Linked DNA regions of Homo sapiens: regions 1, 2, 4 and 5 are each linked to region 3. A link is an interaction called in ENCODE POLR2A ChIA-PET data of the cell type or tissue named here. Cell type or tissue: CD4-positive, alpha-beta T cell. All regions are shown on one strand. Each heading gives the region's core, and the rest is flanking DNA. Links, peaks and the distances in the headings are about the cores only. Region 1 overlaps MYOM1 (myomesin 1). Region 2 overlaps LPIN2 (lipin 2). Region 3 overlaps MYOM1 (myomesin 1). Region 4 overlaps LPIN2 (lipin 2). Region 5 overlaps LPIN2 (lipin 2).

Region 1 (6,158 bases), core at 165-4,164, 66 kb after region 3:
CACTACAATTATTATTCCAAAGATAAAATGAACCTGTCCTAGCAAAATGGTACAATACCCTGAAAGAAAATGATTCTTTTCCCCATAAGAAGAAATATTTTTCCCAAGGTATAATTTTTGTTTCTTTATGTGGTTTAGTTTTCATTTGTTCCCTGATGAAAATGGAATGTGTATATCAATTTCTGCTGCAATTTGCTTATTCAGAATTTCCATATATATATATATATATATATATTTTTTTTTTTTTTTTTTTTGAGCTGGGGTTTTGCTCTTGTCACCCAGGCTTGAGTGCAATGGCACCATCTTGGCTCAATGCAACTTCCGTCTTCTGGGTTCAAGCAATTCTCCTGCCTCAGCCTCCCAAGTAGTTGGGATTATAGGTGTGCACCACCATGCCCGGCTAATTTTTGTATTATTAGGAGAGACAGGGTTTCACCATGTTGGCTAGGCTGGTCTCGAACTCCTGACCTTAGGTGATCCACCCACCTCAGCCTCCCAAAGTGCTGGGATTACAGGTGTGAATCACCACACCTGGCCCAGAATTTCCATATATTTCTCAAATGGTTAGCCTTTCACCATTCAGGCACACTTACCCTTGTGAGACCTTACAACTACACAACTCTGTCTGCACACAAGAAAAAAATTTACTCTAGAGCTCAGCTAAATGACAGCTTTAGAAAACATTTTTAAAAAACAGACACAATCTGCTATGTGACTTTCTCTTAGTGTATAATACTTTTATCACATTATTTTTAATCTGATGTTGGAATATTTTTCATGTGGTACAATACTATACAGCTGTCACCATGTTTATCAGTGCTTAGCTAGAAAAATATCTGGAGGATATTTCAAAAGTCCTCCTTCATTTATGTGGCTTTGCTGATCAGCTTTTCACTCAACTACTGAAATTACAGTTTTCAATGAAGAGAGGGGGTGAAGTGGTGGAAAGAAATACATCTAGATATGCAATAACATCGAAGAGAATTTTCTGAATGTTTATTTGGATTATAGGAGATAAAGAAACTATCTCATTCTTACCCAAAAAGAGTATCAGAAGAATGAAGGCTTTTAAAATAAAATACATTTATCTCTTCTCCACTTACCAACCTCCTTTATTCCTCACATTTTAAAAAAGCTTTCTCTCTCTCCCTCTATTTCAGAGCATTGTTGAATATGTGCTCTCAAATGAATATCTCCTCTCGAGTTGAGGGACAAAGAAAGGTGTCATAAAACAGAGGAGGTTATAGAAGTTGGGGTGGGGTTAGAAAAAAGAACTGGATGAGAGGCATTTAAAAATTTATCAGCACATGTGCTTCAGTTCATTGTTGTTTGATAGGAAAAACAATGTCTCCTAGGATATATTAGCCACAGGTACCAAATATCCTAATCAGATCATTCTTAGCCTACTGATAAATCATCTTAAATAAATCACTTCTGGGAATGAGGATCATATATCATACAATATAGCTATATGTGATTATAATTTTAACTTTTAAACTTTTCATGGTAACTCAAAGATATATTTATAGCTGTTTTTTTCTTTTCTTTTTTCATTTCAAAAAGTAGTAGGTAAGTAGCTATTTAGATTATTATTATTTTAGAAATTTTTAATCTTTTTATATACTTTTTTCACTTAAAGTATTTAATTTTCCAGTGTTGATTTTTCTTGCAAACTATTTAAATTAAATGTGAATAATCGCTTAATAATCTGAGGATGAGCAAGAAGGTAACAACTATGACCCTGGTACGATGTCACCTTCTTTGTGAGATCTTTCTCCTCTACATGTTCCAAACATGACTATTTCAAAGGACCTCACACAGGCTAGCAGTACCAAGTCCTGCTCTCACATCGAATTCTCTTAGCAAAATCAGGCCAGAGGTGTATCTGCCTGACAAACCAAGAAAGGCTCTATAACCAAATTACTTGAAACATTCTAGCATCATTAAGCACCCAAAATGATGTGTACAAGCCAAACCCATAGACAATTACTTTTCCAAGTCATCAGATGAAAGTACACATTTCAGATGGCTAGCTGAAAACACATACAATAAGAATGGACATTGATGAAAGCAAACATGGATGAAGGATGTGATGTAGACGATGAGAGGTGAGGACAGTGATGGAGACGGATGGAACAGCTTCCCTTTCTCAACTCTCACCTCTGTCTGTCTTCTTTTTCAGGGGGTCAGACTTACTTTTCCCCTGAGGAGCCGCTTTCTGTGGTGGCGGGGTAAGCTCTTCCTGAACTGTTTCACTTACTTTACTCACTTCTGTTTGGCCCAGGTTTTGAGAGCTACTGGGTAGTGAAGGTTTGTTAGGTTTGCTGCCAAGCAAAGCATCTTTCTGGAAGGTTGGCGGGGAGGCTTCATGCACGCGCCCCCTGGAGGCGGTTAGTCCACCAGGCTCATCGCTCAGTGCGGGACACACATCTGGAGACACTCCTCCCCCTACAGTTGCCAGACAACAACAGAAACGCATTGAGCCCGGACAGAGTATCAGCTGCTCTTATAGGATAGAACAAAGAGAAAAACATTAGGACCACAAGCAGAACAAAAACAGTCTTGGCTTAAAGAAAATCGCTCACATTTGCAAGAAATATGGAAAGACTACATTTCACACAATATACGCCAAGGAACATTTCACCTTCCCCGTATTCTGGAAAAAGAAGAAATGAGAACAAAGAAGCCAAAGATAGAATAGGAACCATTTCGATTTGCAGAACCCAAAGGGCTTTTAGTATATATAAGGAAAAGCAAATCTTAGACACAAATATTGAGAGATGTAAGCCCTATTATTCAACAGAATGAAAAAAGGACTATAAAGTGCACAAGAGACATCATATTAAAGATCCTAATTTTATAACACCTCGAATTATGTGCAGTACTACAATAGTAATGGTCTGTACCTCTCAACCTCAAAGAGACATGTTTAGAATGGTTCACATTATAAGGAATCTTCCTTCCTTCGTTTTCTTTCTTCTTTTTTTTTTTTTTGGAGTCTCACTCTGTCCCCCAGGCTGGAGTGCACTGGCGCAATCTCGGCTCACTGCAACCTCCACCTTCTGGGTTCAAACAATTCTCGTGCCTCAGCCTCCTAAGTAGCTGGGATTATAGGCATGCACCACCATACCCGGCTAATTTTTGTATTTTCAGTAGAGACAGGGTTTAGCCATGTAGGCCAGGTTGATCTCAAACTCCTGACCTCAAGTGATCCACCCGCCTTAGCCTCCCAAAGTGCTGGGATTACAGGCGTGAGCCACTGTGCCCGATCCCTATGTTATAAGGAATATGAAAAAGCTATATGAGATGCTAACTGAAGACAATCAATATTAAATCAGCTTTTTAAAAAACATGCGTTACTATATAATAAATTTTATTTTATTTATTTATTTATTTCAGACACAGGATCTTGCTTTGTTGTCCAGGGTGGAGTGCAGTGGTGAGATCATAGTTCACTGCAGCCTTGAACTCTTGGACTCAAGTGATCCACGTGCCTCAGCCTTCTGAATAGCTGGGACTACAGACATGCACCACCATGCCTGGCTAATTTTTTTTATTGTTATTTTTAGAAATGGGATTTCACTATGTTGCCCAAGTTGGTCTCAAACTCCTGGACTCAAGCAATCTGCCTGCCTCTCCCTCCCAAAGTGCTGGGATTACAGGTGTAAGCCCCCGTGCTCAGCCCACAAATATTATTTGTATTGTTTCTAACCACCTGGGTCCCTTTTCTACTTTATCCAAGATTGGGAGGTACATCACATACACACATATAATTACTTTATTACTGGTTTTATTCTGTTGGTTACTTTGCAAGCAAAGATGAAACATATGATTAAGCAATTACATGTGCCTTGCATGAATTTTAGAGGGGTTTATAAGAAGCATGTTAATGTTCTGTTAGCAAAAACAAGCCAGGCTCTGGCATAGACCAAATGGCTTTTAGGGACAAGATGATCTGTGTTATGGGTGATATACCACTTCATGGAATCGGAATGGCCCTTCACAGTCCCAGGATGAGCATGAAGTTAGAATGGAGTTTCACACAATGTGAAATATCTGAGGAAACTTGGGTTCGTGAAGATGAAAAGGCTATGGATGCACAGAATCTGGATAAGTGATGAAGGTCTGTAAAATGGCAGCTATGGAAGGTTAGACATCACCTAGAGTCAGAGAAAATGATCATCTAAGGATGCAATCATCCAGCAATATTGGAAGCTAAATAATTTCTGGAGAGGATGGTATCTTCCTTTCTAACATAGAAAAATCCATTTTTCCCCCATACAGTTATGCATAAGGAACTTACCAATAGCAGCTTTGACTTCAATAGCTTCTGAATCCTGGGAATATTCACTAAGTCCAGCTGCATTGACTGCTCTGACCCGGAAAATATAACTCTGACCAGTCACTAATCCATGACAAGTGAATCTAAAAGGAAAACAAGTTTTAAAAAATTTTCCTAGGAGGAAGATTAAGGAAGATGATTGTTAGCTTAATGGAGTGGATCTGGCTTTATGAAAACAATTCTTTTTTTTTTATTGTGATTTATTTTGAACAGAAATGGGGTCTTGCTGTGTTTCCCAGGCTAGTCTTGAACTCCTGGCCTCGAGCCATCCTCTCTCCCACCTCAGCCTCCTAAAGTGCTGGGATTACAGTTGTAAGCAGCATGCCCAGCTAATAATTCATTTTTTAAAGGAAGAAAAAGATGTAGAAAGATTCAGGTAATATATATACTTTAGACAAGAAGGTAACTAAGGCACTTTTCTAAACCCACTCTGTCAAAAAATGAGGAGCCCTGGTCTTCCCCAAATGCTCACCAGTAAAATAGGGATAATGATGCTTACATGATAATTTTCATGTAGAGGTTAGTTATAAAGTATATAAAGTACCTATATAGGGCCTGGCATATATGAGGTACTTAATAAATAATAATTAGTATTAAAATTATTAGTATTAATATTATTATATATATGTATATATAATAATAATATATACATATATAATAATATATATGAGTTATACTCTAAAATTATTATTATATATGTGTGTGTATATATATATATATATGAGTTATACTCTAAAATATATATATATATATTTTGAGACGGAGTCTCGCTCTGTTGCCCAGGCTGGAGTGCAGTAGTGCAATCTCAGCTCACTGCAACCTCCAACTCCCAGGTTCAAGCAATTCTCTGCCTCAGCCTCCTGAGTAGCTGGGACTACAGGCACCCACCACCACGCCTGGCTAATTTTTTTGTATTTTTACTAGAGATGGAGTTTCACCATCTTGGCCAGGCTGGTCTTGAACTCCGACCTCGTGATCCACCCACCTCGGCCTCCCAAAGTTCTGGGATTACAGGCAAGAGCCACCAAGCCCAGCCAACTCATATATATTTTTTAACTTTTATTTTAGGCTCAGGGATACATGGGAAGGTTTGTTATATTGGTAAACTCGTGTCACAGGGGTTTGTTGACGGATTATTTCATCACCCAGGTATTAAGCCTAATACCCAATTAATAATATGATCAATGACTATTTTAGGTATATAACTATGGCTGTAAGGCATTGGTGGCTCCTTGTCATAGAGGCCTAGTCACTGTCTCGCTGCATGCCAAGGAAGGTACTTACTTGGGAAATTACTATAGAATCTGAAGATAAGGTGAACAATGGATTCTAGAATTACCATTTAGATATGAAGATTCAATAATGAGGTGTGAATCCATGGGAAGTTTCATCCATAAAAACAACCTAACTCTTTTCATAGCTATTATGGCTATAAATAGCTGTTTCATGAATCACTGTAACATTTGAATCCATCCTAAGGACTGCAGCCAGAGGAAATAACAGGTCTGCTAACGAATCTATGACTATTCGCATGTTCAAGTATTTAACAAAGGAGCCATAATCTAGGCCAGCCCTTCAGTCCTTAGAGTCAGCTTTGCTTCAGCAAAGATTTATTGGGGTCTCGGTGTTCCAGACACTGAGTTAGGTACTGTGGACAAAAGATGAACAAAAAATGGTGCCTGCCCTCTAGCAGCTCCTGCCTACGCACCACCAGCATTTCTGAATAGTCCCAGGAAAATGCTGGGTAACTCCAAGGAAAAATGAAATACACCAACAGGCTAAATGAATCTCTTGCAAAACATATTGCCTTCCCTAA
Region 2 (6,399 bases), core at 1,010-5,009, 92 kb before region 3:
GGAGGATGAACTAGAGAAGAGGTAGCTAAAGGCAGAGAGACTACTCCAGAAGTCACCACAACAAATTCAGGCAAGAGACTGCACAGCTCTATGGTAGAAGAGACACACACAGGGAGCTGAGAATCAGTTAGTCTTGATGACTGTTGCATGAACCAACTTAGAGATATGGAAATAAAAAGAGTAGACCTGGTGGGGAACTTCCTATCAAGGTTGAACTTAAAGAACACTACTTACTACCACACTGCTTCAAAAGTTTGTGTACATGAAAATCATTCTGGGTGGTTTTAAAAAATGCAAATTTCTGACTGTTTTAAAGCTTAAGAACTAATTATGAAGATGAGCCAGGTTAGGGAAGCATAGTTCCATGTAAAAGTAAGAGCTCTTGCTACTTTGTGCTACTTCCAAAATCAGTTCAACAGAAAACTGACTACACAAAGGCTCTGAGCCTTGGGAATTGTCCTGTCCTTTGTCTTTTACAGAGAAAAAGTACAGGGGAGTTTTTGAATCGTTCTGAGCTGGTGTTGGGCCTCAGAGGACTCCCTCCTGAGAGAATGAGATTTAGCCAGGATGAGGTGTGCTTTGGAGGATCTGAGGTTCTAGTCAATTCCCCGTAGATCACAAACTCTGTCTTTCTAAATCAGAGCAACCCCATCACCTCCACTGTTTGAAGTCGCAGTCAGGGAGGTTTTTATATCTAACTTCTTTTTCCCCACTAAATGAGGAAAACTGGCAAGGAGCACACTCTAGGTCAGTATTTCTCAAAGAGTGGTCCTTGGACTGCCTGCAATAGAAGCAAGTTTTGGTGCTTAAGAATGTAGGTTCATTCATGAAAAATACGGGAAAGGGGGATAAAAACAAATACACGCTCATGAACCCCAACCCAGACCTACTACATAAAAAGCTGGAAATGAGGTCTTAAAAATCTGTTACCCACGATTCTGACAGACACCCAAGTTTGGGAACTAACTCTAGGCTCTGTTGCAAGAACTTTCTCCTCTTAAGCCTGATTAAGTTTGTTATGAAGACTAAGTTGTTATGGGCTCAAGTTCACATCCTGTCGTATAAAGATGTCAAGGTCTGATAAGTGTGGATCAGAAGTGGAAGCAATAGATAGTAATAGAATTTTAGACATTTTAATGACAGCTGACCTGACTGTTTTATGATACTTAAATTCTAGAACTGGCAGTGCTTCTGTGAAAAAACTCAGAAATTCTGGCCTGGGAAGACTGCTTGCCTAAGGACCCCTTCCACAATTACAACCAAATATTACTCAATATCAACCTTTGGGATACGTAAGAAGAGGGGATTTTCTGATTCAATATTTCTGTTTGGGAATTTAAACAGACACATAATGCAATGGCTAGATCTGAAGGTAAAAACAGGGCTCCCTGGATTTCAATGATTTCAGTGCTCAGAGAGGCACCGAAACACAAGGGTGGGCCCCCAGTAGCCATGTCTATAATACGGGACCCAGGTCTTGGTATCTGCTGGCTGACAGGGGTGGGAAACATCTGGCCCAAACAGATATTCATGAAACGTATATGGAGAGCCAAGGCCACCCAAGACTGGGAGGGCTGGGCTACCTGAGATGGGATGCAGAAGGCCCACCAGCTTGGAACACTGACACCCCAGGTGGCCCTGGCTCTTGCCCTCTTGGCATCTCTCTGAACGATGAGCCAGTCATAAGTTTCTTTGCGTGGTTGTTCAGAGTCCATTTCCAATGTTGCCAACAGAGGACTTAAATCAGACAGGCTAGATCCTGACTGGATAAAGCCACCTGGAGCCCTAAAACACCCTCCTGCAAATATCAGCCTGGCAAAACTAGCAAGAACATGCTTCAAACATAACCCAGATAACACTTTATGCTACTTAACAACTTAATCTGTTGAGAAAAAAATTTTTAATTTTTTAAAAATGAGAAAATATGAAGCTGGCCTTAAGCTTAGTTCTCAGGGCTGATAAGTTTTAAATTAGGATTTTTGGATCTGTCACCATGTTATTTCCTTTGAGGGAATCTGAAAGCTCAGACTTCTGCTCACTGAGTTCACTTCACTATGATGATTTCAACACACTCACTTTCTATAAACAGATGAACTGCTTTGTTGGACTGAGTAGGGCTCAGAAAAGGGAAGACGCTTTCCCAGTATAGCAATGCACCCTCTCTCCGAGTGGCGGCCCAGACCTTTACTCAACGACAGTGTCTACTTCAGCTTTTCAGCAGGTATAACTTAAGGAAGGACCATAAACATCACCTATTTCATCTTCAAAAATTACCAGCCCCCATCTTCTACCCACCCCAGTCATCAGCCCAATAATTTTCTGGACAATTCTTCAAAAGCCAATACCAGTTTTCATCTTAATCTGGTATTTCGTAAGAGGAGCAAGGATGTTTCAGGTTCCCTGGGTAAGGAGGAAGTGGGATCAAAAAGGAACGTACATCCACAACAGATTGTGAATCCCCAGAGCACAAAGGCAAAGATCAAAAAGATGATAGGGGAGGATGTGTGGGCTCAGCGGCTGAGAAGAAAGCAGAGGTCACAAGATGGGATCTGTTGCTGTGAGTGCCCAAGGCCCCCTGCCCTCTCCCTACCACAGCACCCACCACGCGGCATGAACATTTAGGCTACCTTCAAACTCTTGAGTTCCGGTAAGGAAGAGAAAAGTCCCGCAAGCTTCACTGCTTCCTGAAAGCTTGGCACAGTGCCTAGCAATAGTAGGTTCTTAATAAGTGGTTTTGGATCAATGAATGGACCAATGAATAAATGAATGAATGAATGCAAGACCTAGTGAACAGAATCAGCAAGGAGAGGGAGAAATATACACAGTGTTGCGTTTTATCTCACTGACTTAGAGTAAAATTCAAGAGGTAAGTGAAGATACATATAACCATGCACTGGAAAAAAAAAAAAAAAACAGGCTGGGTGCGGTGGCTCACGACTGTAATCCCAGCACTTTGGGAGGCCGAGGCGGGGGGTGGATCACCTGAGGTCAGGGGTTTGAGACCAGCCTGGCCAACATGGTGAAACTCTCTACTAAAAACACAAAAATTAGCCAGGCATGGTGGTGGGCACCTGTAATCCCAGCTACTCAGGAGGCCGAGACACGAGAATCGCTTGAACCCAGGAGGTGGAGGTTGCAGTGAGCCAAGATCGCGCCACTGCATTACAGCCTGGGCGACAGAGTGAAACTCCATATCAAAAACAAAACAAAACAAAAAAACAAAAACAAAGAAAAGAAATCCATGGTGGAAGTTAACCCAAAGTCCCAAAAGCAATGCCCATGTGTTCAGACCAATACTTTCCTCCAGAAGCTGCTGAAGACCTCACAGAGAAAAACTTGCATAAATCTAGTCTATGTCAGTGACAAAAATGACACCGCCTCAGGATGGGTAAATCTAAAAATATCCCCGTGAGAACAAATGACAGCCAAGTAGATCATTCTGGAGAATACTGAGCAGCGCAGCAGCAACTCGCGGCAGAGACTGCTGGTCATCAGAGGAAGTCAGTGTGAAGTCAGCCGAGGCAGGGGCAAGGGTGCCGTAACTGCATTATTACAGAAAACAAAGTGAAACACAACCACAAAGTTATCCATCTTCTACTAGTCAGCTGACTTTTACGAAAATGCCCAATATAATTATGCTACAGAGCACAGCCTTTAAGGAAAATGGCTGGAAACAATAGTTTAATTTTCCTGTGCTCAATAATGTACCAGAACATTAATTTTCTTCAGAAATAGAACCTGGTACAGAGCAAGAAAAACTAGTGTTCAATTTTATCGTTAAATTTCAAAATAACATGTGTGGCTTAAGGAGATCCTAAAACGGTAAGCAGCACCCTCAAAAGGGGGCCCCAACTCCCTTCCTCAGCCCCGACAACATTCACATGGCCAAACTTGTTTCAAACTATCATAGCTCTGTAAAACTAAATGGTTCCTGTTCCCACATTTCTCTTTAATGCTTCTCCCTTCATTTCCCAAAATGAAAATAAAACCTTGTCATGAAACTTTCTGATAATTTAATTCTTGTCTGTTCCCATCAAGGCTAAAATATGCCCAGTTTTGACCTCTGTACATGAGGTGACAGATGCTGTTACAGGGAACATTTAACCTGACTGGCAAATAGAGAGAAATGCAATAAGTAAAATCATTAAGAACTGTAATCAGTTCAACATTCTGTTTATAATTAATAATGAAAGATATTAAACTATTACTTAAGTTAACCTTTGTGTAATGGTTATACCTATCAGCACAGAAAAAATTCCAGCTAAATGTTCATGCCAATTTAGCTATGAAGTTTTAAGATTACAAATAGCTGTACCTTGAACTATTCAAAATAGATTTTTCTTAAAACAAAAAAAAAAGCATACACTTTACAGGCAGGAAAATTAACCCTTTTGTAGTGTACAGTTGTTAGCTGTGACCACACATTGCTGTAGCCACCACTATAATCAAGATACAGATCAATCAGACTGCTCTCCAAAATGCCCAAACCCATCTGGAGTCAATCCCTCTTCCCCACCCATGCCAATCACTGATCTGCTTTCTGTCCCTAGTCTTGCCATCTCTGGAATATCATATAAATAGAACCATACAGTATGTACCTTTGGATTCTGGCTTCTTTAGCTTAGCACAGTCCACGTGACATTAATCAATACTGCTGCATGTATCAGTAGTCTGTTCCCTGTTAAGTAGTACCCCACTGCATGGATGTATCAAATGTTTATCCATTCACTAGCTAGAAGATATCTGGGTTGTTTCCAGGTTTCGGCAATTACAAATAAAACTACAGGTTGAGTATCCCCCTTATCCAAAATGCTCAGGACCAGAAATGTTTTGAATTTTGGATATTTTCAGATTTTGGAATATTTGCATATACATAATGACCCAAGTCCAAACATAAAATTCATTTATGTTTCATATACACCTTAAACACATAGGCTGAAGGTAATTATAGAAAATATTTTCAATTAATTTTGCACACGAAACAAAGCTTTAACTGCATCTTGGCTGGGACCTATCACCAGGGCAAGTGTGGAATTTTCCACTTGTGGCATCAGAGAGTTTTGGATTTTAGAGCATTTTGGATTTCAGATTTTTGGATTAGGGATGCTCATTCTGTACTATAAACATTTGTGTACAGGCATTTGTGTGAACATAATTTCATTTTATTTGGATATTTTAAAACGGGATTGCTAAGATATCTTTTTACAAAGTTGATTTTACTGGTATTGTTTAGTTGTTGTTGTTGTTTTGTTTTGTTTTTTTGAGATGCAGTCTTGCTCTGTGGCCCAGGCTGGAGTGCAGTGGTGCAATCTGCCTCCCAGGTTCACACCATTCTCCTTCCTCAGCCTCCTCAGTAGCTGGGATTACGGGCGCCTGCCACCACGCCCAGCTAATTTTTTTGTATTTTTTAGTAGAGATGGGGTTTCACCGTGTTAGCCAGGATGGTCTCGATCTCCTGACCTCGCGATCCGCCCGCCTCAGACTCCCAAAGTGCTGGGATTAACAGGCGTGAGCCACCGCGCCTGGGCTTCTACTGGTATTGTTTTTAAGGAATCTTCAGTGTCCTTGGGGGAGCCTGTTATTAGAGAAATCCTTCCTTTGTAAAATAACGTAACTGTTTTTTAAGTTTGGATTTTCACATGTGGGATTTGCTTAAAATGTAAATTCACCTCTATACTGGTGAAAATTCAAATTCATTTTCTCATGGTCTTAACTTTTTAAACATTGTATATCCTCAACAAATTACATAAGCTGTAATTCAGATGTTTTACTCATTATTCTTCCTAATGTTAGTTACAGGGAGATGATGGGGGAAAAAGTGGAGAGGGCACTAACTTACCCCTTCCAATTGCCATTTTAGGCTGCGTGCGTTGGCTCACACTTGTAATCCCAGCACTCTGGGAGGCCAAGGCAGAAGAATTAGTTGAGCCCAGAAGGTGGAGAGCAGCCTGGGCAATGTAAGGAGACTCCATCTCTACAGAGAATTTTTTTAAAAAGTAGTTGGGTGTGGTGGCGCATGCCTGTAGTCCCAGCTACTCCGGAGGCTGAGGTGGGAGGGAATGCCTGAGCCAGGGTAGTGAAGGCTGTAGTGTGAGCCATGTTTGTGCCACTGCACTCCAGCCTAGGCAACAGAGCAAGATCCTGACTCAAACAAACAAACAAAAATTGTTTAAACCCCAAATGCCATTTTACGTACCTCATCTGATTTAATCCTCACAACTAGGTGAGGTAAATGTTATATTCATTGTACTAATAAGAAAACTGAGGCCCAGAGAAGCAACTTATCTATAGTCTAGCAGTTACCCAGAGACATGACCAGACAAAAGCCCTGGTATGTCCATCTTAAATACCCATTCTTGTTTCACTGAAACCTAAAACAGCTCCTAAAAATTTATGGAA
Region 3 (6,399 bases), core at 898-4,897:
TTCCTGGCCGCCGGTGCTACAGAGCAACTGTCCTGCCACACTTGAGTGAGATGGAAAAAACCAATTCTTCACCCCAGTTCACTTCCATGACTTCCGGCAGTGTCTGTTCAGAGGTCAAAGCTGTTGGTGATTTTCCACTTGTGCTGGACATAAACCTGGCAAAAAGGCAGGAATTTTAGGGACAGAGGGCTTTCTACCATGGCAGGTCAGAAGGGCCTGGGGGAACAGGGCCTGACCCACACCAAGTAAATATTTGTTGAATGAATGAATGAATGGAAGAAATGGTATCTTATGGTTTGTCTTTTTTGGAGACAGAGTCTTGCTGTTGCCCTGCCTGGAGAGTGGTGGCACGATCATGGCTCTCTGCAGCCTCGAGCTCCTGGGCTCAAGCATCCACCCATCTCAGCCTCCCAAGTAGCTAGGACTACAGTCATGTGCCACCATGCTCAGCTAATTTATTTTTATTTTTTGTTTTTGGTAGAGACGGGGACTCTCTGTGTTGCCCAGGCTGGTCTCAAATTCCTGGCCTCCTGAAGTGCTGGGATTATAGGTGTGAGCCACCGTGCCCAGGCAATGCCCCGTGTTTTTAATAGAATGACGTAGAGGTAATTGTTTTTTCTTTCTGTTTTGAGATGAAAACAAGGAATTGGTTTCATTTTCATTATTTTTTCATCTGTACTTCAGTGCTGCTGAAACTTTCACCTGAGAGGAGGATTTCAGATTTCTCGATTCTGCCCCCGCAACGAGTTGCTTCTCTTCTTTCTCTGCACAGTCTTCACTTTCATGAAGCCAAATGCCTCCTTGCAATTCAGCTCCTGGTTTTGAGTGTGTAAGGAAGACACACGCTTCTCGTGAAATTCTGGAGAATGTCTCCGGACTGCGTGGGAAGCTTATGAACCAGAGGTGCCTGTACTGACAGAAGCCTGTGAGCAAAGAGGGTTCCGAGAACTGGTTAGCTCTTTCTAGCCGGGAATATTAAGCTGTAAAGAACAAGGAAATGGAGGGAGCATTCACATATGTACTGCAGTTGGCATGGGGGTCTCCTTGGAGAGGCTTCCTGTGGGCAACTATGGGTGCATTCAGTAGGGACATTTAGATAACTAAGATGAGCCCTGGAACAACCAAAATAGAGTCAATGTAATAAAACACTCTCTGATTCTGGGACACGTCCCCCTCGTCTCTGAAAGGAAACACTTGGCTTCAGTTTGGCTCAGCAATGTAACACCTTTTCTCCCGGCTTAGAACCAGCTCTTAGCAAGCAGAGTGGGTGGCTTTTGTGTGATACCATGGGCACTAGTAACGCCTCAGGCTGAAGTCCCGGCCTGATAGGTTATGCCCTTAACCTTCTAAAACCAGAAACGAGAGGAAAGAAACCACAGAAGGAAACTGTAGAAACTCAACCCCAGGGGAGGCGAGCATTACCTTCATAATTTATTGCAAACAGTGCCTATTTTGTTTCCAAAGTGTTTTAAATTAAACTTAGTTGTGTATCATTTGGAATGTAAATATTCATCCTCAAAAGTGAGTAGCAGGGAGTATGGACTGTCTGAGTAACCACAGTGTGTGTGTCTGAGCTTTGTGACAAGTCTACTATGCCTTCTTGATGCTGGGCTACAATTAAAGCATGTTCTAAAAAAAGTAAAAAATGCACTTAGATGTTAGTAAGTATGAGCTAAGTAATTTTGGAAACTTTGGTGTGCATTTTAGAGATTGAGATTTTCATTTACATATATCAGTTGATTCTTCAGAAGCAATTTAAATAACTTAAGACTGTTTTTTAAACATAATCTTATCTCTAAAGCCCAAGGTAGAGGTCAAAATGCAAATATTTGAGGCTGTGATGTGATGGTCACTATGTATCCAGTTTGTAATCCTCCATATAACTGATGTATTAGTATTTTATCTAAACATCTTGCTGTGGGTATGTGAAGCAGGCCCACAGAACAGAACTAATGAACACCTGAGACCGTGCCAGTGTGTTCATTTAAAATGCGCTGCACCTTGTTCTGACACTCGATTTGTTGTAGATATTTGATCCTCTTGAGGCTTGCTTTTAAGCTCTGTTAGGGTGGGGCCAGAGGAGTTTTTAATCCAGGATTAATTTCTCACCTTAGTAGTGCCCCACTATGGAGGAGAAACTTCTGAGGACTCTACCCGAGGCCCACGTATTACAAAGTCTTTTCATTCCGGCTGGTGGACACGGACTCTGTTTCCAGCCCGCGTGAGCTCCAAGAATTGCTTGGCCTGAGGCTTTCCAGATTTCTTTCTCCCGTGCATTTGCTGAATAGTACTCAGCCAAAGAGCATGTGCAGCCTCCAGCACCCTGTCTTCGTGCAACTCTCCTCTCTCTCTTATTCTTTCTCATACATTTTAGACGACCCCGCCTCATTGAACCTCAGTCTCTGTCCCCTCAATTCAATGAGACTGACAGGCTCCCCCTGCTGGGCTGCAGCCTGAGCACTCTGTCTAGGCAAGAAGAAGCTGGAGCAATCACAGGTGTCTCATCACTTTCCCCTTCTCTCAGGCATCTTGGGCCTGCACATCTGCTGGCCAATGCCCTAAACGGTTATTTTTCCATATGTTTTGATATTTTGCCTGTTTTTCTAGTTGTTCATGGTGGGAGGACAATTTCCATAACAGTAATCCTTTGTGGGCAGACAGAGAATCCCGTCTAGCGTAGTTTTGCATTTGCTTCCCTGAGGCCCCGGACCTCGACCATTTTTATGGGAATTCTTGGCTTGAGATTGTTACCATGTGGTGCTGTAAATTTGCACCCCACAAACATGCAGTACTAGTTTGAGGAATCCATTAAATTTTCTTCCATCCAGAACCGCCCCCAGGCAGATGGAAAGCTTCTGTATAGCTTCTCTATGTCAGTTGGTGATATTTTTACTATTCCCATTTTTGTTTTGACTAAGCCACTCTTTGTGCATCTCAGATTTGTGCAGGCATCTTGGGTACCAACTCACTACCTTGAACAATCCAGGTCTACATCTCTCATTCTGGCATGTGTATTAAAACTCCAGTCCCAGATCTTAGAGGCTATATCTAGGCAAAAATTAGTATTTCTGCATTATGTAGGCTGTGCATATTTGATTTTCATGTACTTGAAATGTCTTAGCCTAGTGACTAAGTCCAATTTTTTTTTTTTTTTTTTGACAGAGTATCACTCTGTCTTCCAGGCTGGAGTGCAGTGGTGCAATCACAGCTCACTGCAGCCTTGACCTCCCAGGCTCAAGCGATCCTCCTGCTTCAGCCTCCCGAGTAGCTGGAACTACAGGCTCGTGCCACCACCCCCAGCTAATTTTGGATTTTTTGTAGAGATGGGCTTTCACCATGTTCTCCAGGCTAGTCTCAAACTCCTGGGCTCGAGTGATCCTCCTGCCTGGGCTTCCCAAAGTGCTGGGATTACAGGTGTAAGCCACTGCACCCAGCCTCCAGCTTTGTGATTCCAATGTAAAATGTTTAATTGACTGTGATTTTATGTTCATCTTACTAGGTTTATATACAATATGAGAATATTTATGAAAACTCCAAATTTTCTGTATTTATATACTTAGTTTAGTAGATAAAGTTATTTAAGTTCTTGAGACAGTTTTGTTTAAGTCAGACAATAGTAGTCCTTAAAGTGGAGAGAAAATATATTAATTTATAAATAAAGCTTAACAAATTAAAGGGAATTAAGTTATGCTATAAAAAGCAGCCTTAAACTTAATGTTCTTCAATAGTCAGATTTTTAAATGGAAAAATAATGTTTTAAAGTTGAACTTCAAGAATTTAGGAAGATCTAGGTTTTAAAATGTGTCACTTGACTATTATATATATATATATATATTAATTTTTTTATTTTTTTAATTTTTTTGTGATGGAGTTTCGCTCTTGTTGCCCAGGCTGGAGTGCAATGGTGAGATCTCGGCTCGCCACAACCTCCGCCTCCTGGGTTCAAGCAATTCTCCTGCCTCAGCCTCCTGAGTAGCTGGGATTACAGGCATGTGCCACCACGCCCGGCTAGTTTTGTATTTTTAGTAGAGATGGAGTTTCTCCATGCTGGCCAGGCTGGTCTCAAACTCCCGACCTCAGGTGATCCGCCCGCCTCGGCCTCCCGAAGTGCTGGGATTACAGGCGTGAGCCACTGCACCCCAGCCTATATATTAATTTTATAAAACTGAAGTAAACTCTGAATGGTCTTTTCTGTGTTCCAAGTTGATCCTTTAAGTACCACTACTTCACATTTACCAGGTCACAGATTCATAAATTTTTATGTGTTACAAAGTATCTTCGGCACCATTAAAGTGATGGATCTATAGTTTCAGTTCTATTTTCCCCTGTAGAAATAGCAGCTTTTTACCTAAGCTATTAAATCTTGAGGTCACTGGTTTAGTTTGGTCATAATAATGGCTGAAATAATTCTTATAGCTGTTTTGTTGAGCAATCTCAGCGTATGGAGCTCCGAACACAAAAGCCATCTCCCCAACTCACTGCTGCTGTGTCCCAGCAAACCCCTCTGCTGGGCGCAGGGGTCTTAGGGCACACTTTGATTTCATACATTTTTGCACAATTTCAGAATTTGGAATACACTGTTTTAAAATTTTGTTTCCACCTGATTCAACACCCGTCTTGCTTTCTCCCCAGTCTGGGATCCAGCAGGTGGAAATTAGGGAAGGGGTGGGAGGTGCTGCTTGCAGAAACCTCACCTCTCTGACACTGGGAGCTCTGTTGCTGGCTTTTTGAGGGGTGTGGTGGGGGCTTTTCGGAGAGTCTTAGGGGCCTCTCGCTTGCACAGCCCTTGGCCCTTGGCATGGGAGGTCTGCCGCCGCTTGAACCTTTCCCACCCCCACCCCCACCCCGCCACCCTCCCATCTTTAGCTCCCCAGCAGGTGTCCACCCACTGGCAGTTTCCTTCCGGGTCAGCTTGTTCAGATGTAGCCCTCTTACTGAGGCAGGCAGAACCGCAGACTGCTCATGGCCAGCCACCTTCCATGGGGTCCGCTTGACCCTTGGGAAGCTCATCTCCTTGCCATATCTGGGAGTGAGAACACAGCATCTGGCTCCTGCCTGGTGTTCAGTGTCATAGCAGCAGCATCCAGCACTTGTTTGGACAAGTGGATTGGCCACAGTCAGATGAGAAGCAATTTCCAGCCTTAAACTTGTAAAGGAGAGGGTGTGTAGGAGCCCCTGCCAACTGTATAAGGAAATTTCTTGTCTCATCCGCTACCTTTGGCAGGAGAAAGAAGGGGAAAAAATTGTTTTTATGAGATGGTCTTGTTCTGTTGCCCAGGCTGGAGTGCAGTGGCGCCATCATGGCTCATTGCAGGCTTGACCTCCCAGGCTCAAATGATCCTCCCACCTCAGCTTCCCAAGTAGCTGTGACTATAGGTGGGCACCACCACACCCAGCTGATTTTTAAAATTTGTTGTAGAGAGGGGTCTCGCTGTGTTGCCCAGGCTGGTCTTGAACTCCTAGACTCAAGCAATCCTCCCGCCTCAGCCTTCCAAAGTGCTGGGATTACAGGTGTGAGATACTGCACCCAACAGAAAAAAACACCATGACGATTTTCCTAGAATGGTGTGTGTTATGTGTGTGTGTGTGTGTGTGTGTGTGTGTGTGTGTGTGTGTGGTGCTGGGGTTGGGGAGGACAAAACTTTCTACAACAGCTGCTGCTGGGATGCTGACCCTCAGCAAACCCCTCAGGGAGTGGCAATTTCCACAGCTGGCAGTTCTCTGAGCTCAGAATGAGGCTTCTTATGTACCTTTTATTCTTAGCTGTGGGCCCTTAGTCTCCAGTTCTGGCAGGAGGCGCCTCACACCATCTTATCACATGTAATTGTCACATTACATTCAATTGCCTTGTGTATCTTATTAATGGAATTGGCTTGATTGTGTGGTAAGCCACCAGATGTGCAGTGGCCGTGTAATTTCACACCCCTGAACCTCGTTGAGCTCAAACGACTTATCTGATCATGTTGCAAGGTACTGCTTTCACCAAAAGGAATTTAAATCAGAAGATGTGGCACAAGACGCGTTGAGAAAGAAGCACCAAGAAGCCACCCAACCTAGCAGCAAAACAGCAGGAATTTGAGAAACAGTGTCGGGGAAGAGGACAGACGTGAAAACTGTTTATTCATACAGAGGAGGTTCCAAGCCACGAGGCGCCCGTCGAAAAGCACATCACCTCTGTAACAACACACGAGACACGGCCATGGCTTCACAGCTGCAGCAAATCCCAATTCGCCCCACGACACATTCGTCTGCCCTCTGACCATCATTCAATGTCCCTCCAACTTCATTCAAGTCTTCTCCTTAAAACTGTTTCCTAATCTTCATGCTATGAATGGTATTTTCTTAACACATAATTTTGTAGATAAAGAAAAACAATTAAAGTGTCATTAGTTGGTGCTT
Region 4 (6,399 bases), core at 1,583-5,582, 69 kb before region 3:
CAGAAAGGATAGAGGGGAGGCCTCCCTATATCAGTTTTATATTGCTTGCTCTGCTTCACCAGGAGATCACAATGCTGTGACTCTGGGTGTTTTCTTATCAGTCTGATACAGAAAAGGTGCTCCCCCTTCCTATTAAAGAAAGAATCATTTTGGAGTGGAGAAGTGGGACAAAAAAAGTGCAGTTTTTATCTATATTGTGAAATATGAAAATAAAATTGTCAACTTTTTTTAAAAAAGGAAAATATATGTTAGAAAGAAAACTGGAGAAACTGAAACACTTGTGCACTGTTGGTGAGAATGTCAAATGGTGTAACCACTGTAGAAAACAAGTTTGGTCGTTTCTCAAAAGCTAAATATGGAATTACCAGGCTCGGCACAGTGGCTCACACTGGGGCGGACTAAGGTGGGAGGATCATGTGAGCCCAGGAGTTAGAGACCAGTGTAGGCAACATAGTGAGACCCTGTTTCTACAAAACATAAACAAAATGAGCCAGGTGTGGTGTTGTACACCTATAATCACAGCTCCTGAGAAGGCTGAGGTGGGAGGACTGCTTGAGCCTAAGAGGTCGAGGCTGCAGTGAGCCGAGACCATGTCACTACACTCCAACCTGAGCACCAGAATGAGGGCCTGTCTCAAAAAATAATAATAATAAGGCCGGGCACAGTGGCTCACGCCTATAATCTCAGCACTTTGGGAGGGGGAGGTGGGTGGATCATGAGGTCAGGAATTCAAGATCAGCCTGGCCAAGATGGCGAAACCCCATCTCTACTAAAAATACAAAAATTAGCTGGGCGTGGTGGCGTGCACCTGTAATCCCAGCTACTTGGGAGGCTGAGGTAGAGAACTGCCGAACACAGGAGGCAGAGGTTGCAGTGAGCTGAGATAGCGCCACTGCACTCTAGCCTGGGCGACAGAGTGAGACTCCATCTCAAAAAAAAAAAAAAGTATAATACAATAAAAAATAAATATAGAATTGCCATATAATCCAGCAATTTCACTCCCAGGTACATACACAAAAGAACTGAAAACAGACATTTGTATACCAGTGTTCACGGCAGCATTATTCACAACAGCCAAAATGTGGAAACAACACAACTGTCCATCAACAGATGGAGAAACAAAATGTGTTATATTCATACAATGGAATATCATTCAGTCATGAAAACAAGTGAAGTTCTGATACATGCCACAACATGGACGAACCCTGAAAACATGCTAAAGGAAATAAGCCTGACACAAAAGGACAAATGTCATATGATTCCAATTATGTGAAATATCTAGAATAGGCAAATTCATAAATAAAAGGTAGATTAGAGGTTACCAGGTGGAGGAAATGGAGAGTTATTGCTTAATGGTTACAGAGTTTAGAGTCATGAAAAATTTTGGAAATAGCAGTGATGGTTGTACAACATAGTAAATGGTAGTTAATACCATGAAATCATACATTCAAAAATGGTTGAATCTTACTACAATTAGAAAATTATGCAATGGGGCCAGGCACAGTGGCTCACACCTGTAATCCCAACACTTTGGGAGGCCAAGGTGGGCAGATCTTGAGTTCCAGGAGTTCAAGACCAGCCTGGGCAATACAGTAGTGAGATCTCATCTCTATAAAAAATCTTTAGGCCGGGTGCGGTGGCTCATGCCTGTAATCCCAGCACTTTGGGAGGTCGAGGCGGGCAGATCATGAGGTCAGGAGATGGAGACCGTCCTGGCTAACACAGTGAAACCATGTCTCTACTAAAAATACAAAAAAAAATTAGCCAGGCCTGGTGGCGGGCGCCTGTAGTCCCAGCTACTCGGGAGGCTGAGGCAGGAGAATGGCGTGAACCTGGAAGGCGGAGCTTGCAGTGAGCTGAGATAGCACCACTGCACTCCAGCCAGTGAGACCCGTCTCAAAAAAAAAAAAAAAAAAAAATTTAAATATTAGCCAGGTGTGGTGGTGTACATCTGTAGTACTCAGAGGCTGAGGTGGGAGGATGGCTTGAGCTCAGGAGCTTGAGTGTGCAGTAAGCCATGATTGCACCACTGCGCTCCAGCCTGGGAAACAGAGCGAGACCCTGACGGAGGAAGAAAAAAGAAAGAAGAAAGGAAGAAGGAAAAAAGAAGAAAGGAGAAAGGAACAAAGAAGAAAGAAGAAGAAAGAAGAAAGAAAAAAGGTAGGAGAAGAAAAATAGGAATTAAAATTATGCAATAAAACTCTAATTGAAATGTAAAGCAATGTCAATACAGTCCATAGTTTAAAATGAGAATATATTTGTTCTTGGCTATAAATATCATCTTCTATTCCTATACTGTTACAAACTTCCTAGGTTATTTGAACAACTCACTGAATATCATTAACCCTCAATTTCCTCACCCAAAAAGTGAATTTCTAGATAATTTCTATGTATCCTTCTAGGTAAAACAATCTGACATTTCGAAAACTATGGCTTTCTGAGCATTCAACTCTACTAAGTAGAAAGCAAAGTATTTCCCACAACTTAGTTTTTACCACGAGCTTGGTGATTCCACAGCAATAACTTCAACAAAAAGTTAACGTGTAACTTTCATTTTATGTATACCTACACACAACAGAGAGCTTCTTCCTTCAGTCAAAAATTACACTGGACCACAACAAATCCACTTCTGATCTCAACACAAATTCCTAATCTTAGCTTCTAAACATCTAGAAGTAACCCTAGAGAATATATATAGCCCATGAGTAGTTTGTGCCATTCTCATTTCTGAGAACCCAACTAAGCTTTGCAATATACCCTCTTTACAGAAAACATGCAAACCAGCAGCATACATGTATACCGACACAACCATACACAGATTTGTGCTCTGAGGATCCGATGGAACCCCTCTATGGTTAGTCTGCAGACCCCAAGTAAAAAACCTCTGGTTCTAAACCACACTGCTATTTGAAAGATGAGAGCATACAGGTATTGAAAAAGTCAATTACTTCCCAGCCAAAGTAGTTAAAACATGCTCAATCTAGCCTTACACCACACAGTAACAGCCCTTAAAATGAAGCAGTACAGACTGTACATAAATGTACGCCTATCATTCAAGAACTTGCCCAGTGCCTGTAATATCTCAGGTACCAATACTGCCTTTAGTCCTGGGTCCTGCACTTTAGAAGGCTCTGTGTATCATAAACCCAAAATACAAAGGCAGTAAGTGTTTTTCTTCTTCATTTCAGACCTCTAGGAAAGTTTTTTGAAGACAATTTAGCTAAAGGAACAGGTGGTTATCACAAGCCAAGCTGCCCCAGACCTGTGCCCTGGTCAGTGTAGATGTGTGCAGCAGACCTATGGTCAGGCTCCCTAGGGCAGCTGGCAAAGGACAAGGCTTCTGCAGGGCCACTGGTGGCCATGGAGGCCGGGCCATGGGGGTGGTGACTGGATTTATAGCTTTAAAAAAATTTTTTAATGATATATCATAGTTGGGGAGGACATATAATAATATTTTATACATGTATACAATGTGTAATGCTCAAATCAGGGTAAATGGGATATCCATCCCCTCGAACATTTATCTTTTCTTTGGATTTACAGCTTTTAATAGTTTAGATACAGGTTTTCTCAGCCTATTGACATTTTTGGTCAGATAATTCTTTGCTTGGGAGGTGAGGAGTGTAGCAGCCCTGGCCTCCAACCACCAGATGCCAGTAGCACCCTCCCCAGTGGTGACAGCCAAAAAAATGTCTCCGGTTATTTCTGAATGTCCCCGGCGGCGGGTGGGGGCGGTGTGTGGGCAAAATTGTCTGCAGCTGAGAACCACTGGTTTAAACAGATGGTATATGGCCCTGTATTGATAAGCCTGTTCTGACTGGGTCCCCACAAACATGTTAGGGGTGGGCCGGCAAGCACATGACTTGGCTGAATTTAGACAGGGAGTTTTATACCACAGCTCTCCCACTTGATACAGACCTCCAGGATGGAACCTTCTTCAGTTTCAGGTCAACCTAAGCTTCACAGGCCCCCTTCATATAGCAGGGTTCAGAGCACCTGTCAGGTAGGACTGCTGTGAGGATCCCATGAGGTGGTGCCTGGAAACCACCAGCTGCTTAATAAATGCTAGTTTTCTTTTTTCTTCTCATTAAAAAAGAACTATGAACTGAATAGTTCCAAGACCTATGCCACAGTAAGTGCTTAGCAGATGACTGTTAGGATAGGATTCTAGCCATCAAGGAGCTATTTAATAATGAGGGACACTGGAAAGGAAAACAAATGACTTTCTAAATCTAAATGCTTCAATCATCAGCTCTTTGCATGTTTTAACTTCCCAAACCATTTCCCTATGCCTTAAGACTCATCCAACTGAACCCCACTCTTCAGCCTATTTGTCCCCAGTGTCTTCTCTTCTTCCAAGTTTTGGTGTAAAACTGTTTAGTCACATCTACACTCTAGTATGAATATTGTCTTTTAAATCAATCACCTCTGAAGGCTACAATAAATTAATTCCACTGATACACCACTGTGTAACATGACATGAGGGCTCCCCTTTCTTCCTGAAAGAACTATCTTTAAATTTAATTTAGGTGCCACACAGGATAAAAATGAGTGTCAATACCACATAGTCACAGAACTCTTATACTCCAAAAGTAAATATGATTCATCTGACATGCGTGGTTCATCAGATGTTGCTTTGAATGGCTTCTGGCTATTTCCAAAAACCTAATCTACCTTGAAGGGTAAAGATTTTCCACCGCTGGGGATAAAAGGATACACTGTGAGACTCTGAAAGCAATTTAAAAAGGAAGGGGTGTTTCAAAATGTTTTCCAGAATGACAGCATAGATGAAATGTATATGCTGTCCCTAAAGTGCAAAGTACATTTCATTGTGTAAGTTTCTGGTCATATTCCTTCACAGTCACATTTTTTAAGCAGGGTACCAAGCTTCCTTATTACATGTGTATAACGGAGGACAAAACTGAAGAATTAGAGGTAATTAGCTCTATGGACAAACTTAAGACTTATTAATAAAATGTTACGGCCGGGCGCTGTGGCTCACACCTATAATCCCAGCATTTTGGGAGGCCGAGGCGGGCGGATCATGAGGTCAGGAGATTGAGACCATCGTGGTCAACACAGTGAAACCCCATCTCTACTAACAATACAAAAAATTAGCTGAGCGTGGTGGTGCATGCCTGTAATCCCAGCTACTCGGGAGGCTGAGGCAGGAGAATAGCTTGAACCCGGGAGTGGGAGGTTGCAGTGAGCCGAGATCGCACCACTGCAGTCCAGCCTGGTGACAGTGCAAGACTTCATCCCAAAAATAAAAGTGTTACATTGGTTCTTTTATAATGTCCATCAATTACATCATCCAACCTCTCCATTTCAACAGGCATGGTGACGTTGCAGAAAAGATATGACTACATGCTTACCTCCCAGGAAAATATCTTTTTTTTTTTTTTTTTTTTTTTTTTTTGAGACAGAGTCTCTCTCTGTCACCCAGGCTGGAGTGCAGTGGCGCCATCTCAGCTCACTGCAAGCTCCGGCTCCCAGGTTCATGCCATTCTCCTGCCTCAGCCTCCCGAGTAGCTGGGACTACAGGTGCCCACCATCACGCCTGGCTAATTTTTTGTATTTTTAGTAGAGACGGGGTTTCACCGTGTTAGCCAGGATGGTCTCGATCTCCTGACGTCATGATCCACCCACCTCGGCCTTCCAAAGTGCTGGGATTACAGGCGTGAGCCACCACGCTCGACCAATATCTTTATCTATCTATTGAGTATCATATATATCCCAGAATAACAGACCCACATCCCACCATCTCCAAATAAAGCATCATTTGGTTCTACAAAGGCCTTGCCAATGGCACCAAGTTTGCTATATTTGCTAATGGTAAACTTCTGCATAAGAGGTGCCAGAATCAACACATCATAAATATGTACATTTCATTTTTGGAGGCTTGTATTTTTCTTTTTCTTTTGAGACAGAGTCTCACTCCCTCACCCAGGCTGGAGTGCGGTGGCGTGATCTCGGCTCATTGCAACCTCCACCTCCCGGATTCAAGCAATTCTCCTGCTTCAGCCTCCCGAGTAGCTAGGATTACAGGTACCCACCCCCACGCCTGGCTAATTTTTGTATTTTTAGTAGAAACGGGGTTTTGCCATGTTGGCTAGGCTGGTCTCAAACTCCTGACCTCAGGTGATCCGCCGGCCTTGGTGTCCCAAAGTACTGGGATTACAGGCTTGAGCCACTGTGCCTGGACTCATTTTTGTTTTTTGTTTTTTTTTAGTAGAGATGGGGTTTTACTCTGTTGGCCAGGCTGGTCTTGAACTCCTGACCTCATGTGATCCACCCTCCTCAGCCTCCCAAAGTGCTGGGATTACAAGCATGAGCCACTGCACCTGGCAGAGGCTTGTATTTTTCTAAACATAACAAATTCAAAGGAACATTAATGAA
Region 5 (6,399 bases), core at 962-4,961, 78 kb before region 3:
AAATTCTCAGTTTAAAACAGCAACTTCATTTTTTTCCTAGGAAAAAAAAGTCTTTTGTTAAATAACAACGAATAGAGATAGCAGAAAGATGGCATAGTAAATGCAGGAGGGCAGGTAGCCAAAGATTTCTGTTCAACATAACACTTAGAAGTTAATAAAATTCACTACAACATTACATTTTCCTAAGAAAGGGCATTAGTCTTTTTCTTTTGGTGGATGCCATCCCCTTGTCTCTCAGTAGTGTCCAGATTGAGCAAGCAGCGAAGGGAGCAGGGACATTGGGAGATGTAACTCACCAAGATACCAGGAGGGGACTTGTCATGGTAAACATCTTGAGTTTTACTTAATGAGCCTTTACAAACCACCTCATCTTCCTTGTCATCTTCTAAGTAAAACATCTTGAAATTTAACTAGCATGTCTTTTTTCAGAGATGAAGGTATATAATCAAAACAGAAAGCTGCTCTCTTGACAAACTGAGTACAAACTGCTTGCAGACACAGTTATATGGCTAAAACTGAAAGGAAATGGTTCTTAAAAAAAAAAAAAGCAATGCATACACAAGTTTACCAATGAGATTTGCTCAAAATACCTCAACCCCTTCTCCCCAAAGGAGATAAGCAGGGGCATGGGACAGGTTGTGCCATGTGTTTACACTGATAGGCACCAAGACCTGCCCAATCACATGATGGCCACTGCAGCTTCCATCACACAGGACAGGGATTGAGTTAATGATTCTCTAAACCAATCACATCCTCATTTTTTAGAAATAAAAACAGCTACTACACATATGGAGAGTGATCTTACATAAGCTAATCATGTAAGGGAAGTAATTTACAGACATTTTCCGAGCAGCAGGGAGCTTCCCAAAGTCAGCCAGATTACATGCCTCCAAGAGCCCAACTACTGAACACTTTTCCTTTGTCAGACTGGTGTGACCCAAGGTATTTTCACAATTCTGGGAGATATCCTGCTCAGTACTGTATATAACAAGCAGAATTTATTAATTTCAAGAATATGATAATGCAACACTGTAAAATTAAAACATTCCTGGTATTTCCTTGGCAGCTCTCAGTAAGTCAAAACATAGTAATTTTAACTGAATTTTTCTAAAAACCGCAAACACACAACTCACATGGACAAACATATTAGATTTCTGAATTAAGATACACTGTTTTTTTCATACCATTGTCTAGGATTGTGCTGTTCATCACAAACAGCCATTAGCCACGTGTGGCTACTGAGCAATGGCAATCAGGCCAGTACCAACTGCAATGTGCTCCAAGTGTAAAATACACACTGGATTTCCATGACTAAGAATGAAAAGAGAATAAAAAAACTCATAATTTCTAATATATACTACATGTTTAAAGGATATTTTGGATATACTGAGTTAAATAAGAAATTACATTTACTTTTACCTAGTTTTTTTTTTCCCACTTTTTAAAATGTGATTACTAGAAAATTTGAAATTACACATGTGGCTCACATTATATTTCTATTGGACAATGCTGCTCTAAGGCCCCGAGACAATCTTGAGAACAAGGTGGGGAAAAGGCCATTCAGGCAAGTTATAGGTAAGGAAGAACTGAGGACAACTGGATTGTTCATCATTCCTTTAAAGTATTTAGTTAATTCATCAACAATATACTAGCTGATCCACATCCATTTAACCTTCACATTAAACCCTTTTCTCTGCATCTAAACTTCACAAAAGACAAAATTTTCAAATGTTTGACCAAGTAATAGGTGTCTGGTGATGCTTAATACAGTAACATATCACCAAGGTTCATATAATAAAAACATTAAGTGGCAGAATTAAAAACCAATTTCACCAAAATTAGAAATGGCAAAACTTATCTTGCATGCAGCATGTTTTCCTGCTTGCCTTCTAGCCCAGCATAGTATCGTGGACCTGCAGTACACCAAAGTGCCCAGTCACTTGCGATCTAATTCAACACACATCATGTACACAAACTCCTACTTCCAGAAGAGAATTGTTTAGGTTTTTCTGGCCTAAATTTTATGCAATGAATAAAAATTTAAATCTCTTCATCCATGATCTACTGCAGTTCAGGATCCTTGGCATCAGATGGTAGTGATAAAAACCGGATATTGGGGTGCTGCCGGTGGAGAAAAATGGAAGAAGCCAGAGGTCAGCAAGAAGGGGAGGCTAGTAGGAGAAAGAGAGATTAAAGAGAAACCTAAGAAGGTGAAAAAAAGAAAAGTTAGAGGGGCAGAGGAAATAAAATGTAGAAGAGATGAGAAAATATTCAACTGGATAGCAGGAGAAGGGGAAAACTGTAAGGAGGGTGGAAAGAAGAAAGACAAAAACCATATCCACTTTAAATGTGAGGAAACTGAGGCCCAGAAAGAGGTCAGGCAATTAGCCCAATGTCACTCAACTGGTCAGCAAAGGTGCCAGGGAGAAGAAGCCCCCCAGTTTCTGGTTCAGTGCTTTTTTGTGTTATGCCAAGCAGAGACCAAGAAAGAACATGCTGGGGATCAGCAGGAGGAGGCTGACAAGAGGTAGGAGCAAAGGCTTAGCAAGTGAGGCGTGGTGGAGATCCAGCAGGGCAGAGGTCAGCGGGTAGAATTCTGTTCAGCAACTCTTGCCTACAATGCAGCTTACACAACAGGTGGGGCACCCAAGCCAGTCATTTGGGGGTTTCCTGATAGTGTTTGTATTGTTTCCTTGTTTTAGCTGATGACTCCCAGAATGTCCTGACTGCAAGGAACATGTACTATGGACCCATCAGAAGTGAGCTCATTTTCTAAACATCTGTGTTGCCAACAGGCACACACCTAAAGTTTCCTCCTATGGCCACCTGTGGATCACCCTGACCTTCAAAGCTGGTAGCCAAAGTTCTGCTTCCACCCCCACCATCTGCAAGGTGGCACTTTTCAGTCTTGATGGATAAATGTTAAAAATCACAACCAACAATTCTTAATCATCCCTATGATTTTCAAAGGAAAACGCTACTGTATTGTCAAACTTTTTCTCTACAGGCTAAAATAAAAATAAATGACTACTGAAAAAAGCTACTTTTTACTTTTGTATAACATCTTCAATGATCTTTTTTTTAAAAAGTGCATAGAATTTGGAAGTCTTTTTCCCAAGACTTAACTCTTTCAAAAAAAAATAGTCTAACTTAGGGAAACAAAGCTAAAATGCTAGTTAGGAAAAACAGAATCCTGTTCAGATTCCACAGCTTTAATGATGCTAAGTAAAATATATACCTTCTTTGTTTTTGTTTTTTCTACTACTAATCCCATAAGTATGTAAGACTAGGTATACAGGGCTTTTTAAGAGGGTATAACGATTTATTTAAAACTTTCTAGCTAGAATTTGCTTATCTGAAGCTGTACTAAGCTGGTTCAACAGAAATACCTTTACACCACAAGCATGTTATTTTACCATAAAACATGAAAATAATTGTACTCCCCCCCAGTGGCCATACTATGGAAACACAACACCTTGCTCCTGGATTACCAATGAAGATGTGACAAAACTAAGTTTTGATTATTAAAAAATCATGAAAATATTTTATAACCTCAATTACAAAGAATTTCATAATACCCACCGGAATTCCTCTATAGTGAAGAACCTAAGTGCATTTCTGCATTTTCAAGACTCCTCATGACAAAGGGAACATGTAAAGGACCATGGCTCACCTGAAACAAATGTTTTCATTTAGAGCCAAATGGCTCTCACCATCTACACCAAAGCATATGAAGTGTTTCTTCTCCTAAATGGAATCACTTATAATTCACTGTTTATGAAAACAACCCCAAAGGGACTGACGTTTTATTCAAAACCAAGATAAAATTCCTCTTGCTACCACTCTTGGGTTTTTCAAACATTTGTAGTTTAACTGCTCATTGGGTAATGGTTATATAGTTTACTCAAGTTCCAGTGTTTCATAATATCCTCATATAATCTCAAAATTCTAAACAAGATAGCTAGTGGCTGGCAATTTCACTGAACTGTGAGTGAATAACCAAATGCAAACAGATCTTTCCAGGAACAGAAGAGAAAAAACAAGGGAGGGTCTCCTGAGGTCAGACGCCCAGCTTAAAGTGACTCTCCCAAAGATAAACTTCTTTGAAGACTTGTCATTTATCTTTAAAATTCACACATTTTGTAGTCTATTGTGATAAGTCTATTTTTTTAATGTAAAAAAAAAAAAAAAAGAAAGACTAACTGGCCAAAGCTTTCTTCTTCCAAGTTCAAAGGTTAATGCAACACATTTACTGTAAGAATTAGAGGATGCTCAGTGTACACATCGCAGTTTAAGGAGCTTAGGACCAAACAACCTCTGCGGTCTAACCCTTCCAACACAAATGTTTGAGGTCAAGCTTTTACCCACTATTTGGAGACAAGAGAGACAATACTGAGAGTTGCCTGGCTGTAGCAGTCAAGTGCATCTGAACATTAAGAGAGTAAAGCTGAACAGCCTAATTTAGGATCAGAGTAATTATGGCCTGACTTGTGTCACAACTTTTGGACAACATTTTCAACAAAATAAAGCCAAAAGAAATGGAAAACCCTCTGTTCTGCTCAGGCAGGACTCCTGAGGCCTCAGTTGCTTGACAGGGGTGGAGGTCGGGGGTGAAGAGGGGGCCTGTTAATTGCCTAATTGTTTCTGTTTAAATGTCTTTTTCTTCTCCCATTTCACCTCTGAATAGCAGTTTGCACAGTGATGACACCCTTAGGTATACGATTTTCTGTTCTGGGGTTATATCACCCCCATTTCATTCAAACTCAAAAAATCCTGTTGAAATGCAAGTCTTACTATCATCAAATTTTAAAACACTAAATAATTTTCAAAGTGTAGTGCTTTAATCTTTTCAGAAACAAATTACTTGTTATAGACTCACAATAACAGGGGTGGCTCAGTGCATCACAACACTGAGGCCAAGTGAAGGTGCTGGAAGAAGCCAGTGCTGGGTTCCTATACTCCAGATCAAAAAGTGAGATAGCTTAAAGCTTGTCCCCCAAAAACAGCAACAAACAACAAATAAGGTGAGCAAGAGTTGATTATATCATTAAGACAATCCAAAGAAAATATAAGTGAAAATTATCACAAAATGTATCGGCATCATGTAGGAACCCCTCATCCTCACATTCCTTGACTTATTTTTTTCCACGTGGACATTTCAGGTCCATCTTTGACTCCAATTTTCTCTTCCATAGCTGGTTCCTCACAACAGTTCTAATTCAAGATTTTCTCGACCACCTGAAAAACTGGTGATGGTTGTTTAAATTATTCTGTTGCTGTGATCTCTTTCAATTACTTAAAAATTTTTTATTTAAAAGATATTTGTAATCAGCTTTACTTAGTAAATTACTCTTAGTAATTACTCTTCTTCCTGCCACCTTCTTCCATCTATAGAAACGAACGGCTGCTGTAATTTTAAGTGTACTTAGAATCCAGGAGGGTGGATCACTTGAGGTCAGGAGTTCAAGACCAGCCTGGCCAACACAGTGAAACCTCATCTCTACTAAAAATACAAGAATTAGCTGAGTGTGGTGGCTCACGCCTGTAATCCCAGCTACTCAGGAGGCTGAGGCGGAGGTTGCAGTGAGCCAAGATCATACCACTGTTCTCCAGCCTGGGCGACAGAGTGAGAGACTGTCTCAAAAAAAAAAAAAAAAAAAAAAAAAAGAATCATCATGAGTGCTGCCAGCAGGCCAGATGGGTAACAGTATAAATTACTTATCTGTAGCCTTAAATGGGTCCCCAACAGAATCTGGCAACCCTCCTTTGTTTCTGTGGTCAGCTCTCTCTCCAAATTTCTGGTTCTTTTTCAAACTTCCATGCTCCTCAACCTGACTATATTCTGCCACTCTATTTCCCCATCAGAATGTACAACATTCCATATTCTTGAATGCAGGCTCATTTATGCTCTTCAGGAGAAACGGCAAAAATGACTAATATACTTTGCTATGAGAATAAAGAATTTAGTTTCACAATGTTTAGAAATTCTAATGCTATACTTAAGTGTTATGAAGAATTTTATTTAATTGGTGAAATTTAAATTAAAATGAAAGTAACTGAATTCTTAAATTATTACACTCAGTGAATCTGCCTACTTCAATCTAAAGCTTGACTGAGATGTGTAAGAAAAAGAGAAAACCTGAAACACTGATACTCAGCTTTATATGTAAGTTATATTCTACACATACAGATGAATCCAATTCCAGATGGTGACGGTAATTGCAATCTCCAGTGAGGGTAAAGCCTCAATGCACTAAGTAGTAAAAGAAAAGGGGAAAAGTTAGTCAGCTTTGCTACTCTTTCAAGTTAAATGCTGGTAATGTCTAAGATTTAACCTTGTAATGTCAAGACACAGATAGGATTCAAAAAGCAAAGAGGCATCTGAAAGTTGCAACATGA

Evidence for each region. Peaks named below come from ENCODE experiments on the same cell type or tissue, not always from the same donor. Only the 100,000 strongest peaks of a DNase experiment are listed, where the experiment ranks them.
Region 1: POLR2A ChIA-PET joins it to region 3 with 22 read pairs; 9 of 35 experiments call an interaction of 5 or more read pairs at or near these places.
Region 2: POLR2A ChIA-PET joins it to region 3 with 11 read pairs; 9 of 35 experiments call an interaction of 5 or more read pairs at or near these places.
Region 4: POLR2A ChIA-PET joins it to region 3 with 68 read pairs; 13 of 35 experiments call an interaction of 5 or more read pairs at or near these places.
Region 5: POLR2A ChIA-PET joins it to region 3 with 30 read pairs; 13 of 35 experiments call an interaction of 5 or more read pairs at or near these places.

Annotation. Positions count from the first base shown.
Region 1 is chr18:3,127,072-3,133,229 of GRCh38, forward strand. MYOM1 (myomesin 1) reads right to left here. Exons shown (of 38, transcript NM_003803.4): 17 at 4,304-4,425; 18 at 2,161-2,448. Among named protein-coding and RNA genes, the nearest start is that of MYOM1, 90 kb to the right of the region's middle. In CD4-positive, alpha-beta T cell, for the core only: CTCF peaks have their summits at 2,399 (motif pointing left) and 2,599; a DNase peak (open chromatin) is centred at 2,390.
Region 2 is chr18:2,968,851-2,975,249 of GRCh38, forward strand. All of the region lies in intron 1 of LPIN2 (lipin 2), which reads right to left. It overlaps LPIN2-AS2 (LPIN2 antisense RNA 2), which reads left to right. Exons shown (of 3, transcript XR_001753322.2): 3 at 1,178-1,259. Among named protein-coding and RNA genes, the nearest start is that of LPIN2-AS2, 5.0 kb to the left of the region's middle. RefSeq lists enhancers at 3,752-3,901, 6,013-6,399. In CD4-positive, alpha-beta T cell, for the core only: no CTCF peak of the experiment used is centred there; DNase peaks (open chromatin) are centred at 2,161, 2,581 and 3,481; H3K4me3 peaks cover 2,095 bases; H3K27ac peaks cover 3,200 bases.
Region 3 is chr18:3,060,719-3,067,117 of GRCh38, forward strand. MYOM1 (myomesin 1) reads right to left here. Exons shown (of 38, transcript NM_003803.4): 38 at 6,089-6,399. Among named protein-coding and RNA genes, the nearest start is that of LPIN2, 51 kb to the left of the region's middle. RefSeq lists enhancers at 1-227, 595-724. In CD4-positive, alpha-beta T cell, for the core only: a CTCF peak has its summit at 2,436 (motif pointing left); DNase peaks (open chromatin) are centred at 1,273 and 2,433; H3K4me3 peaks cover 1,410 bases; H3K27ac peaks cover 1,583 bases.
Region 4 is chr18:2,991,077-2,997,475 of GRCh38, forward strand. All of the region lies in intron 1 of LPIN2 (lipin 2), which reads right to left. It also overlaps the pseudogene SNRPCP4. Among named protein-coding and RNA genes, the nearest start is that of LPIN2, 19 kb to the right of the region's middle. In CD4-positive, alpha-beta T cell, for the core only: a CTCF peak has its summit at 3,676 (motif pointing right); a DNase peak (open chromatin) is centred at 3,675; H3K4me3 peaks cover 362 bases.
Region 5 is chr18:2,982,372-2,988,770 of GRCh38, forward strand. The region is part of intron 1 of LPIN2 (lipin 2); the gene reads right to left. LOC124904236 (a long non-coding RNA gene) reads left to right here. Exons shown (of 2, transcript XR_007066268.1): 2 at 2,703-3,039. Among named protein-coding and RNA genes, the nearest start is that of LPIN2-AS2, 19 kb to the left of the region's middle. In CD4-positive, alpha-beta T cell, for the core only: a CTCF peak has its summit at 3,483 (motif pointing left); DNase peaks (open chromatin) are centred at 2,640 and 3,430; H3K27ac peaks cover 128 bases.